Linked DNA regions of Mus musculus: region 1 is linked to region 2. A link is a contact called in ENCODE POLR2A ChIA-PET data. All regions are on one chromosome and are shown on one strand. The core of a region is the stretch at or near the end of the contact, and the rest is flanking DNA. Distances in the headings are between cores, read along the strand shown.

Region 1 (7,303 bases), core at 4,739-7,238, 36 kb before region 2:
TCTGCATATAAAATATGCATATAAAGAAGTTAAATAAAAACAGTTCATTTGTGCAGCATTCCCACTGTTCCAGTAGGAATACATTATGTATGCATGTAGGAACTACAAAATATGAATTGTGTAATTTTTGATTCCACATGCAAGTTAAATAGTCATATTCTCATTTAAAACTGGCATTGCACAAAGCACAGATGAATAGTAAAGATCATTCCAATATAAAAATTTGATTTTCTTTACGTGTAATGACACTGAATAGCAAATTAAAAGGAAAAAAAGAAAAGAAAAGAAAGAAACAAACAAAAAATCCCCACCATGTCAGAGAGGGCAACCATGAAAAAAAAAAAAAAAAGGAAAAGTTTTACCTTTTCTTCTTTCTGGTTGGGTTGTTTTTGAGACAGTCCAGCTTGAATTCACTGTGTAGACCATACTGGTTAGCCCTGAACTCACTGTGTAGACGAGGCTGCCTGGTCTTAAACTCACTATGTAGACCAGGATAGCTAGCCTTAAATTCATGACTCTCTTGCTTTAATCTTCTAAGTCCTGGGTAGCAGCTGTGTCCCAGGTAAGAGTTTTACATTTTGGGATCTTTAGAGACATGGTTTCCCTGCTTTTTTGAACAAAGTTTATATTTCCATGCTGTGCTCGGCTCTTGCCTTAGTTAGGTTTCTATTGCTGGGATAGGGAACCACAGCCAATTGCCACTTGGGGTTGGCAGCCAAAAGCAGCCCGAAAGAGGTTCATTTGGGCCAACTCATCCCAATCACCGTCCACCATGAAAGGAAGTCAGAGCAGGCACTCAAGCAGGAGCCTGAAGGCAGGAGCTGAACTGAAGGCCACGGAGGAGCATTGCTGACTGGCTGGCTCTTCATGGTTTGTCTAGCCTGCTTTCTTATATACCCAGGACCAGTATGGGCTAGGCCCTCCCACATCAATCATATGCAGAAGATACCTCAGAGATTTGCCTTTAGGCCAATCTGATGGGAGGGGGAGGTTGTATTTGCTCAACTGAAGTTCCCCTTTCCAAATGATCCTGGCTTATGTCAACCTGACAAAAATCTAGGACAGCTCTGAGGATTATGACCAGTCCTGGCCTATGAGTTCAAGACATGTCTATTAAGACCAATGAAGCTAGTTTCAGAGGACACTATCCCAGGACTTCTTTTGGTATGAAGCTGTTCCTAAGCCTCATCATACTTTAATACTGGGGGCTTCGGCTGAGACCAATCTGATTCTGTCTATCCTTTGGTAAGACACAGGAAATCTCCCAAACATAGCTCTAAATAGAAAATGGCAATAGAACAAAATGGTGCTTGTTGCCGGTCATGAGGAGCACACATTCCTAGCCTTTGGAGCCAATGGCACCTATCCCCACTGCTGCCATTTAAACCTTGGGCATCACTTAAACGTATCAACAAAGCAATGTGTGGTACATCTTGGTAGCCACATGCCCTAACTCAGCCCCCGAAGTCCCAAGAGGAAATGTTCTACCCTCCACAGGTACCAAGGCCCCAGGAGAATCACGTGTCTTGTTCAGTTCAGTAAGACCCACTCATCAGTTAGATGCATGCTTGCTCTGTGGCCTGTAAGGCTCAGATTCCTTGGTCTTCCTGGGCAGGTGAGACTGTTTTGTCTATTAAAATTCTGGAAGAAGAAAATACTATCCCTTTAATCTCCCAGAAAACAAGCCACGCAAAATCCCCATCTATTAGTCCTGCACAGCTAGCCAGAGTCCTCCTGAAAAAATGAAATCTGATCAGAACAGACAATAGCCTGGCACCATTTGCAGACTGTCTCTGTGCACCCTTCTTGGGCTCCTGGGGACATGCGAATGGGTGTTAGACTAACACCTCCTACCTGCTTCCTGGCAGCCCCTGGCTATTACTTACAGGGGGTTATAGATAGATCAGGAGGGCTCATGAGCTTACGTTTTCTCCAGAAGCCTCACCTTAGCCTCGCGTTTGGAGAATAGCAGCCCTTAGCAACACAGCCTAATTCTCTAGGTATTTCTGGGCTATTCTAAGTTCTTTCCCAATGCCAAGCCTCTATCTCTACATATGGCTTTATGTGGAAAGACAGTGCTGTAAGAACCGTATCACCAGGCTGCCCAGGTGTCAACAAAACCCCAATAGAAGTCACCTGCTTTTCTGCCAGGATGAATTTGTTCTTGCCCATCTCTTTCCTGCCAGCCAGCGGTCAGGGGAGAGGACATTTTACGGGCCAGGCTGGACTGTGCTAGCCCTAACTAAAACAACACAAGTCATTTTTCTTTCTATCCAAACATAACTGAAAATGCACACTTAATTTTTTTTTTTTTTGAGACAGGGTTTCTTTATGTGGCCCTGGCTGTCCTAGAACTCACTCTGTAGACCAGGCTGGTCCCGAACTTACAGAGATCTGCCTGCATCTGCCTCCCAGGTGCTGGGATTAAAGACATGTGCTGCCATGCCTGACACACTTACATTTCTTATTTTACATTTAAAATAATCTTCATGAAATATTTTAGTGACGTGTATAAATTCTTTTGAAGTGGGGTTAAAAGCAGGACATGTGACTACATATATATGAGGACAAGGACCCTTGCTTTGTAAACACACACACATATATACACACACACACCACCACCACCACCACAACTAACAACAACAACAACAACATACCATACACATATTCAACACAGATTTCTTTTTTGGTTTTTTTTGTTCTTGTTTGTTTGTTTGTTTGTTTGGTTGGTTGGTTGGTTGGTTTTTTTGAGACAAGGTTTCTCTCTGTGGCCCTGGCTATCCTGGAATTTACTCTATAGACCAGGCTGGCCTCAGACTCAGAGATCTTCCTGCCTCTGCCTCCTGAGTGCTGGGATTAAAGGTGTTCGTAAAACCAGGTTAAACACAGATCTCTTTAGGTGGAGGAGTTAGACGTCATTCTGCATTTCTCTAAATGTTTTGCAGTTTTCTAGAAGAAAACATCTATATAGGTTTCTACTACTTTGATAATCCCATGAGAAAGGATTATTTGCTACTAGGTGGGACTTCTGGGAGAATGGTAACTGATTTGACAGCAATGTCAAGTTTCACCAAAGTGATTTCTGTGTGGAGGCTTCCTGTCACGTGCCGAATTGTCCACACAGGTTGTGGACTTTAACTTTGTCAGAACTGGCCAGCTGGTCATCTTTCACATTCTATGTGAAACCTATGTGAGTCCTCTCAGAGCCTTGAATCACGGCACTGTATGTTTTTCCTTCCTGGTTACCAGGGCCGAGGGCATCCCAAAGAATTTTGAAATGTGGCGTTTGAGAGCCCACCTGAGTCTGGGTACGTGGTAGCAGAAGAGATCCAGATGATGCTGATTTTCTGCATCAAGCTATGATGGGCAGGGCATTGCCTTTGGAGAGGGATGGCTCTGGAGCCTTGGGAGTCTCCTCTGCAAGGTGAATGGCCATATTTCCTTCAGATTGCATATGTATATTTAAATTAGTGTAAGCGGGACATGGTGGTGCACCCCTTTAATCTCAGTGCTCTGAGGGAAGAGGCAGGTGAATATCTGAGTGCGAGTCCAGCTTGGTCTACATAGTTTCAGGCCAGTCAGGGCTATACAGTGAACCCTGTTTCAAAAAAGCAAAAGTGCATGTAGTGTACCTAACTGCACATATGCTACATTGTTAATGTTCATAAGTGATGAGCCCCAGAGCAGGCAGCAGAAGGGAAAGCCCTCTGGGTTTATTTCCATTCTGTCACCAGTGAAGTTTCCCCAAGTGTTTGTGTGGTAGGGACAGAAGGAGAGATTGACCACACCTCTGTCCTCTGACCAGGCAGGCCTGACCAAGGACATACATTGGGTTTCACCATGGAAATACAGCCACTTGTGGGGTGGAGGGCAGGCAGTGCTAGCTATTCATGGGCCGGGTAAATGTAGTCCTAGAACACCCATTACCACTCCAAAATCACTGCATTAGCCATCCTGAGTGCCTCTTCCTCCGCCCTCACAGGCTCTGCCCTTTAACTGTTCATCAGGGCAGTGGCCAAATCCTTACGGGAAACCAGAGGAATCAAGTATCCTTTTATGGATTCACCTATTCCATCCTTCTGTGCCATTATTTTCTCTGGTGCCATTATTTGTAATACTAGGGCCAGTGTCACCATCTCTGTAACTGCCCTTGGTTTACATGTGTAATTCTTAACGTGTGTAAGCTACCTCACACCGTGTCTTCCCAGGCTGGGTTTCACCCTAGTAAAGATGACCTGATAGGGGCATGGCAGCACAGGGGTAGAGCACTTGCCTAAAGATGACCTCAAACATGACAGAATGGGAAGGCGGAGGGAAGCTGGTGCTCAATGCCCAAAGCCAACACAGCAGATCTACATTTCTGAATGGACCATAGTTGTAGTCTTTCAACCTCCAGATGCATCCATCGTCACCCCGCCCCCACCCCCTAACAGGCCATACTTAGTTCAAGCAACTTTCAAGGTTAGAAATGAAGAAATGCCTTTTATTCTAACAGAGAGAGGCTTGACTGTGCCCCAAACCATACACACTAGGTGGGAAAAGTAGAGGGTGGTTGCGTCACTGTAAGGCAGTTGTTTATATCGCTGTTTGCCACATTTCGCAGGAAGTCCTTCGAAAGCCTCAGCGTTTTCCTTTTTTACAGACTTTACATTTTCTATAATGCACACACACACACACACACACACACACACACACACACACACACACACTTAGCCTCATCCCTAAAGCACACCATGGAAGTACACCTTCAGCCCAACAGAAGAGCCTTAGGCAGGAGACTAAGAATTCAGCAGGGCTAAGGACCAACCATGAACTCAGAGCCCTGAGACTGCTGGAGCAAGACCCGGAGAGAAGAAAGTAGCATTTTGGAATCCATTTTACTCAGGACATCCTGAAAAAAAAAAAAAATCCCCTTTGCTACTGGGGCAGGAGAACTTGAGGGAAGGCCTGTTTCCATCTGGTTACTTAAGGGAAGACATAGGTCAACTTTAAAGCCAGTGACACCCGAGTGAGACAGACAGGTGCATGAGCTAGCCTTAGAGCCCATGGCTTGTGCGGTATCTCTGGCTTCTTCTATCTCTTCAGTTTGAACCCAAGTGAGCAGTAGCAGTCGCTGACAGGCCCGCTGGGTCGCCCTCTGTCTGCCCGGTCATTTATAGGCAAGATTCACCATGTTTGCAAGGGAAGAGACTCAAGATGACTATGGCCTTTGGAAGACATCATCTTGAAAGTCACACTTTTTCTCAAGCGCCTCCCTCCCAGATCTCCCCAGAGCACCACTGTCACGGGAGGGAGTCTGCACCGCGGTGTGCCTCAGCGGCGCTCTGGGATCCAGAGAGACTAGGTTGGGAAAGCTGGGGACGGGACGCGTGGCCGGGCGGGGCCCCTGGAGGCCCGGGGAAGGAGAGGAGGGGGTGCGGCGGGGCGCGGCTTACCTGCCAGGCTGTTGTAACAGTCGATCTCAATGGCTTCAACCGTCTTGCTCTGCTCCTCTGAGAGGCGGCTGGATTTGGGAACCCCTGCCGAGGAGGCTGGCCGTGCGTCCCGCTCCTCTTGTGACGGCAGCAATCCCTTCAGCTCCAGCAACGCCCGGTGGTATTTGCCGATGGCTTCGCGGAATTTCTTGTCCTTGTAGCACTGCGCCCCTTGGCTCTTGAACTCGTGTGCGCGCCGGATAAGCTCCGCGGGCTCGGCCGCCGTTCCAGCCTGGCCCCGCTCCGGGGCTCCTCCGCCGCTCGGGACGCACGGCGGCGGCACGGGCCGCGGTCCCTCACCCAGCGCAGGCGGGCTAGGGTTCCCCGAGGATCGGGCCGCCAAGCCCTTCCTCTCCATCCGGCCGCCGCCCGCGCCTAGAGCGCGTCGCGATCCGGGCTTTAAAAGCGCGGAGCGCTGGCTTCGCGCCCCGCAGACTCTGCCGCGGCCGTTACCCTGGGCGCCGCGCGCTTGCCCCGCACTCCCATCCTTTTCGCCAGCCGCCCGAGGCAGCTCCCTCCTCCTGCGATCGCTCCCCTCCCAGCTCCCTCCCCCGTTCCCTCGGCGCCCGCCCTCGTCCCCGCCCTTTTCTGCTCCCGCAACCTGTCCCCGCGGGCTACCGGACCCTGTGCGAGCCTGGCCGTGGTGCAGGGGACAACGGGCCCGACTGGGGTGGTGGTGATTGTCGCTGACCCGGAAGAAGCTGGGCTTGCTCAAAGGAGGGGAAGATTAGCGACAAAGAGGGCCCCCTGGTTCCCATTCATCCAGCCTTCCGAGGCGCGCCGTGGCCAAAAGAAGCTATGGGGGAGGGGTGTGTGTGTATGGGAAGGACTGGGAGGGGGGGGGGTCACCTCAATAGCTTTCTTTAGGACTAAAGAGAAAGGTGCGCCAGGGAGCAAGGAAAATAAGCAGGTGCCACTGCTTGTTTTGTTTGCAGTAAGACATTACTATTTTAGGTGGCAGAGCCTCGCTTTTGTGGATCCAGGTTGTCGCTGAGGTGTGTCTCCCGGGCGCCCAGGACACCGGGTGCACGTCTGCGTGCCTGGCGTTGTATTCCGGGAGACTGTGTGTGCTTACGCTATGTGCGTGCGCAGCTATGCAGAATGAATCACAGAAGCGGAGATGGAAACACCTGTTACTGTTGGTCATCAGGCTTGGCGGGCACAGGGTTCCAGTTTCCATTACTGGACAGTTACGCACCCTTCCTGGGGAGGCTCCTTCTTTCTTTCCCTCTGTCAGTGAGAGTGTCAGCTGTATGCAGGAGATTGGCTGAGCCACACACAGGCAGATGAAAATAGGCAAGTTACAGCCCCCCCCCCCCCACCACACACACACCAAAAGAACCCAGTTTACTGCTGGAAGATACAATTCCCACTAGCAATCACAGAAAGCGCTGTGGAGCCCTGGGAATTCCTTACAGGGTAATAACATTTGAAGACCCCCCAAAGGATGGGCACAGGGAAGGAGTAAAATACCAGACAAAGCAAGAAAGCTCTCAGAGCTGTAATGTTGGACACCTCAGACATATTTAAGGCCTAAAGGTTTGACTTTATGGCTTTCCAAGTGAGAGGGATGCCAGGGGTTTCTGAATAAAGCATTTGGATTTGGGTTTATAGGCAATGAAGAGGATAGATACATTTTTAGTGATATTAAGGGAACGAAAAGATGCTCTTAATGTGATTTTCAAAGGGTGTTTCCCAGATCCGCAGCATCAACATCTTCTGGAAATTATTATATGCAAGCTCTAAGGACATAGTCCAGATTGTCTAAAACAGGACCCTAGCCTTGGATCCAGCAATCGGTGCTTCTGTAGCTCCAAGAGGAGCTCAGA
Region 2 (6,880 bases), core at 3,824-6,323:
TGAATGTTCTGTAGTGAGAAGAATGATGATAGCCATCGAGTGTCTGTAATTCTGTTTCTTCCGGGCTGAGCATATCTGTGTTCTGTAATTGGGATCAGAGGTAGAGAGCTCTCAGTGATTAGACTACTTTACAATTACAGCTACTTCCCTGGGTGGACAGCTGTACTGTTTTGTATTTTGTGATATATATATATATATATGTGATTCATTTTCTTGTAACCCTTAAACACACAAACCGAATAGATACTTGATCTCTCCCTGGACCACTGAAGTTACTCTCAGAGATTCCAGAATAACATTTCAGTGGTGTTGTCTCAGCAGTTCTGGGGTTACTTTATACCCTCGTTTGTATTATGAAATAACTGAATTCCCTCTTCATAAGAGGAGAAAATATGGGATGGAGAGATGGCTCAGCGGCTAAGAGCACTGACTGCCCTTTCAGAGGTCATGAGTTCAATTCCTAGTGACCACATGGTGGCTCACAACCATCTGTGATGGGATCCAGTACCCTCTTCTGGTGTGTCTGAAGACAGCTACAATGTACTCACATATATAATGTAAACAAATAAATCTTTTAAAAAAAAGAGGAGAAAACATCTCACACAGACATCACACTTGCTAGAAGATGTTCTTAGAAAGATATCATATGAATAATGGTCATGTATTTCTTTTTTTTTTTTTTTACTCAGAACCTTAGCATAAGTTGTCCTTGGGTTGTATGGTCTGCATTGTTCTCTAGTCAGGAGAGATCTTAGGTGTTTTCTTAAGATCCATTTCCATATCACAACCTCTCATTTCATTTACTGTTGAACTCTAGGAGTTTATTATTGTCCCAAAGGCCATCATACCATCTGTTCACTTTTACAAGCATTAGCTCAATCAACAAATGTTGCTGAGCACCTTCTGCAGAGGAGAGCCTGTCAGTTACTAAATAATTAACAGGCCAGCGCCCCCTTACCTCAGAAGAGCTAGCTGGCTCTAAATCTCAGCCTTAAAAAGCTAAAGAACCCCTGGTCTATCGGATGCCTTACAAACCTATACAAAATAAACAGATCTTCATTTTCATCTACTCACTGTTGTTACTCCTAAGTTGATTAGTCGCAGCTGGTTTTATAAATCAGTACCCTGAGAGAATGCCTCTGTCTTCTTCACCAGGGTATTAGTCACTATTGCTTTTTAACACTGTCCTCTAAATATTTCAGTTCAATCATTTGTATTAGTGTAGACACCATTTAGTTTCCAATGACTTCCTACTTAGATTCCCTGACTTGAGTCTTATGACCACTTCAAACACTTAAAGCAAGCATCTTTCTAAACCAAAGTTCAATCACATTTATCCTGTTGCCTGTTGCCTGTTGTCAAAGACAGGCTCTGTCACCATATGGTAAACCCAATGGGTGTCAGTGGTATAGCCACTGACAGGGGTCTGCCCAGACATGGACCAGGGCTGCTGCCTGTGGCAGCCAGCAGTTAGAGAAGAGAAAGGGGGAAAATCAAACACTTACACGCATGCGCACACGCACACACACACACACACACACACACACACACACACACACGGGGGGGGGGGGCTTGGTGAGTAGAGCAAGCTCCAACATACATCCACACAAGCTTTGATGGATGGAACAGAGCTCCAACACATTCCCACACAAAATTTACACACATATATACATATATATACCTATATACATATACACATATACAAAGCATTCATATATACACATAGTTGGTAGGTAGAAGGAACAATGTTCCAACAACTTTATTCTTTCTCCCATGGCTTATATGTCCCAGCAAAATCTTTCAAGCATTATAAAATTACAATGTGATTACATTCTAGTTTTCTTCTAGTGAATGACTTCCCCAATACCTTCATAAGAAATAACATTACAGCCGGGCATGGTGGCGCACGCCTTTAATCCCAGCACTCGGGAGGCAGAGGCAGGTGGATTTCTGAGTTCGAGGCCAGCCTGGTTTACAAAGTGACAGAGAAACCCTGTCTCAAAAAAACAAAAATAGAAAAAGAAAAAGAAAAAAAATAACATTACATAGTACAGGTAAACAAATTACGGAGCTGGAGAGATGGCTCAGCAGCTAAGAGTACTGAGTGCTTTTCCAGAGGGCCTGAGTTCAATTTCCAGCAACTACATGGTGGCTCACAACCATGTATAATGGGATCTGATGCCCTCTTCTGGTGTGCCTGAAGACAGCTACAGTGTGCGCATATATATAAAATAAATAAATAAATCTTAAAAAAAAGCAAATTATTCCCAAGAACTCACAAACATTTGTAACTAAGCAACTTATTATAGATTACATAGATTAAGTGTGAGCAAGCAAAGTAGTTTTCTCAGCCAGTTTCTCTTACTGGCAAACAGCAATTTGAGGTTCAAAAAAAGGGGGGATTAATTAGTTCATTATTTATAAAAAGTAATCTTATAAGAATCTTAAAAGAATCACAAATCTAAACTTTTACATAAAAATCAGTGATATCTACTTTAAATCCTCAGAATTAATATACTCATCAGCAATTCTTATTATACTTTTACGCAGAATGCACATATTCTCATCAGTAATCCTATTAAATCATATCAGGACATTGAGGGTAAAAATGAGTATAAGAAATCAGCCACCACCAGCCAGCCTCAGTGAGACTCACGTCAGCCAGGGCTGCCATTGTTCTTGTTCCTTGGCCATAAAATGTTCCTAGGTTACCTTATAAGAGTGTGCCTTTCTGAACTTCAAATTGTTACCTAAGATGTTCTACATCAGAGCCAGTAGCAAAAACATCTCAACCTAGCTTCACTAACAATTTTATTTTTCCAAATATTTTCTAAGGGTGGTGGTCACTGCTGACAATCTATATCTTTAAGTTCTTTCTAGAGTGGTAACTATATCATTAATCTGCTCCAGCAGTAATGCTTGATAAAGAACAAGCACTATTATTGTGAGGGACAGAGATACTGTCCAGTGAGGGGTGGAGTTGCCCTTAGAGTTTTCACAGTTCCTAGATTAAGGGGGCAGTGAGGGCAGCGAGCGGAGCAGAGCTCCTAACAGCATGAAGTCCTCAGGACCTGTGGTCCTCAGGGCGGTGCCACACCCAGGCACACCAATCGTGAATGTTCTAACCTGTGGGCTGCATCACATAAAGCTATTTAGCTATATCCTATAAAACTTGCTGTTTCCTGTTGAAACTGTCCACATAAAAACAAAAGAAACAAAGAAACAAACCAAACAGAAAGCCCTCTGGCAGGGCCCTCGCCAGGCTGCAAAATACAGTGAACTTCTCCAGTCTGGCTTATCATACGTTCTGTGTGTTGCCACAGCCTTTCCTAATCTTCTAAAGACATAAGGAAACAAGATCAGTGAAACAAAACCCAAAAGCTTGCCTTTTCCTGCTGAAACTATCCGAATAAAAACAAAGAAACAAACCAAACAGAAAAGCAGAGCAGTTTGGACACACTTCTTTGTCATTTCCGGTATAAAATCCTAGTTCACAAATTGAAGTGAACAAGAAATATGTTTTCTCTGGATGTGGTGGCCCACACCTTTAATACCAGCACTTGAGAGGCGGAGGCAAGTAGATCTCTGTGAGTTCAAGGCCAGCTTGGTAGCCTAGTCAGCAAACCAAGTTCCAGGACAGCTAAAAAATCTTGTCTTGAAAACCAACGTGTGTGTGTGTGTGTGTGTGTGTGTGTGTGTGTGTGTGTGTGTGATGTATTTATTATGCTGAGAATTTAAAATGTGGAATTCTTTGATCTGTGAGTCGAAAAGTCCCAGTTAAATTAATGGTTCTCCTGCCTTGTTTGTGGATTCTGGTTACATGCTGGGGGAGCCTAGGTAGTCCTTAGTTTTGTGAATTTAGGTTCCTTCCTTCAGGTTTTGGGGTTCTCCTCTCAGTTTCTGTATCTTGTTTGTAAGCATCTCCATCATTTTGCTTTTAGAAAACCACACTAGAGACAGAACGTTCTGTTGTGGGTTTCTATGGCTTCCTCACATCACAGAATTGTTCCCTGCCTTCAAGTGTTTAGACACTACTCAAGGAATTCCTCTTCTCTCTCTCTCTCTCTCTTTTTTGTTGTTGTTTTTTCGTTCCTTTTCTCTCATTTAAAAATTTTATTTATTGATTTATTTATTTATTGATTTATTTATTTATTTATTTATTTATTTATTTATTTATTTATTTATTTATTTATTTTGAGACAGGGTTTCTCTGTATAGCCCTGGCTGTCCTGGAACTCACTTTGTAGACCAGGCTGGGATTAAAGGCATGCGCCACCACGCCCAGTTCCTTTTCTCTTTTTAATCTTGTTAATAATTCACCCCTGAATTCCCTTCCTATCTCTTGAAATTTAGTCATAAAATGCTACAGGTTTTTAACTGGTTTAGGTTTTTAGTTGGTTCAATAACAGGAATAACAAAGTCTCTTGATTTTCTCTGCTTGAGATAAGGTGAAAAACGGAGCTCCTAAGTCTAACAGTTTGTTTTTATACTCATGAGGTTTTTAAAAATACTGTCTCTGTGTGTAGTCCAGGCTGGCCCCAAATTTGTTATGCACTTGGCTCTGCCTCCTGAGAGATGGGATTACAAGTGAAAGCCTTGGTTTAGAGAATTTTAGAATGTTAGTAGTGAGCACGAGGCAGCGCTCTGTTTAACCTCTTTACTTGTAAATGAAATTACTTTCCCCACTGTTTGGGCCTAACGCTTTGCTTATTTTTTGTTTGTTTGTTTTGTTCTGGCTCTGTTACTACAACCTCTGCCAGCTGCAGTTTGGCATCTAAGCGAGGGGGTCATTCTTTATCTTCTTACTCCACAGGTCTACAGGCCCCGCCTTCCCTGCGCCATCCTTCTGCGTGTCCCAATCCCCTCCCCTCCCCGCCGCCACCCTGTGACACGCCTTCTTCTTTCCCGCCCGTGTCCAACGACCAAAGCTCAACCCGGCTCCACCCACTTTAGGTCTCATCCCCGCCCCCAAACACTTTTTTTTTTTCCTGCCGCCGCGCTCCGCGTGAATACTTTTGACCTCCCCGCTAACCGTACGGCCGGCAGCCTCCGCTTCCGTCGCGGTAGTCATCGCCTTTACTGTGCGCCGGAAGGAGGCTCTTATAGCGCTTTTGGAATTATGGCGGCGGTGGATATCCGAGGTAATTAATTTTATGCTCCCCTTACCAGATTGTGGTTTACTGGGGTTTCATAGCTTGCGGAAGTCAGCGTTACCCTCTTTTGTGAGGTCTCTCAAGTTCTTCTGAGTGGCTCCTGGATACCCTAAGGCTCTAATCTAACGAAAAGGGGTCGCGCTTTCCCGTTTTCTGACGAGTCTCTTTAAAAGGGTAGATGCGGAAAAACTAGAAACAATTTAGGGGTTTCTCTCACAATGCTGGGCGTTATGTCGGGGCGAAGGGATAGCTTTTCGGAAGAGAGAAGTGGAATAAGATAAGGGCTGATCCCACCTTATGGGTCCCCGGACAGAAATCCCCGTCTTCTTATTAATAATTTTAAATTTTAGCCTATAATACCTTTCACTTATCATTCATTCAGTGGTTGCCTTCGGCAAGCTGAGCAGTAGAGGTATATTTTCATTGAGTAAGAATAAATAAATGAATGGAGACTCAACCTCTTACTAGCTTCTTGGTCGGGTAGCATTTTGTTTAGCAGTTTGTTTTTGCTTGTGTATATTTCATTCTTCCTCTTGGCAATTTCATACATGTACATAGTGGATTGCTTATTACTTAGATTTGTTAGCGTAATTGTAATGTGTCTGGTGTTTAGAGGAATGGCAGAGAAGCTGGCATAGGGAGGAGATGTAGAAGAGAAGATCTGGAAAGATAAATGTGAGAGAACAGTCAACAGGGACGGCATATTCTGACTTTGTCTTTTTTTTTTTTCATTTACGCATTTCTTTACTAGATCATTTTAGCTGCTGACAGTAGTGTAAAAGTCAGGGATAGAATTAGAAACAAAAAAAGGAAAACAAAACGAAACCAGGGCTTTTCTGGGATGGACAGAAATTAGAGGTAGCTTGGAAGAGTGATGACTGCATTAGTGAGAAGGTTAAATCTGCTTGGTTTTTGGTATATTCTGTTTATGAAGTGATCACAACTTACCTTTTATTTTCAGACTTGACTTTTCATTTCAGTTTTTGTAGATGAATGTCCATGGATACATGAGGCTGTTTAAATTGATTGAGATCTGTGAATAATAAAGTAAGTCATACTTGCCTTGACCTTCAGGCATGGATTGGAAGCATTTAGTGATTATTATGCTCATTCCTGATGAATAAAAACTCACAATTTAGTGGGAGCAGATTATCTGTGATTCTGGTTATGGAATAAGAATTAGTAATAAGGGGGCTAGAGAGATGGCTTAGCGGGTTAAGAGTACTGATTGCTCTTCAGAGATCCTGAGTTCAAATTCCACCAACCACATGGTGGCTCACAACCATCTGTAATGGGATCTGATGCCCTTTTCTGGTCTGTCTGAAGATAGCCACAGTGTACTTGCAATTATAAAATAAATTAATTTAAAAAAAGAATTAGTAATAAAAGTATATAAATTTGCCATGAGAACAGAGAAAATGCCACCATTACTACTGTAACAGTTATTGGGTTACAGTGTGCCAAGCATTTAATGTGCATAATATTGTATGTATAATTATAGATCTTACCTACCTACCAATGGTTAGTTAATAGATATGGACATGAAATGGTTATGCCTGGTAATGGCAGAAAGATAAAACTTTTTTAAGGAAAAAGTTATCGTTTCCTAAAGCAGCTAAAAGAAATGTACATTTTATGGTAAATGGAATTGTTAGTAGGATTAGGAAATTTAAATCATAGTCGTGGTTTTCCCTGTGTTGCTCTTCATTAGCAAAGATGCCTTTTTC

Evidence for each region. ChIA-PET counts read pairs that join two places held with the same protein, here RNA polymerase II (POLR2A).
Region 1: POLR2A ChIA-PET joins it to region 2 with 18 read pairs in embryonic stem cell. The contact joins the promoter of Ttc9 here to the promoter of Med6 in region 2. POLR2A ChIA-PET finds 5 or more read pairs at or near these places in 4 of 5 experiments (Patski and embryonic stem cell).

Annotation. Positions count from the first base shown.
Region 1 is chr12:81,629,934-81,637,236 of GRCm38, reverse strand. Ttc9 (tetratricopeptide repeat domain 9) reads right to left here and starts at 5,988. Exons shown (of 3, transcript NM_001033149.3): 1 at 5,436-5,988. The coding sequence starts at 5,832.
Region 2 is chr12:81,593,201-81,600,080 of GRCm38, reverse strand. It overlaps Med6 (mediator complex subunit 6), which reads left to right and starts at 5,073. Exons shown (of 8, transcript NM_001347384.1): 1 at 5,073-5,141. The coding sequence starts at 5,120.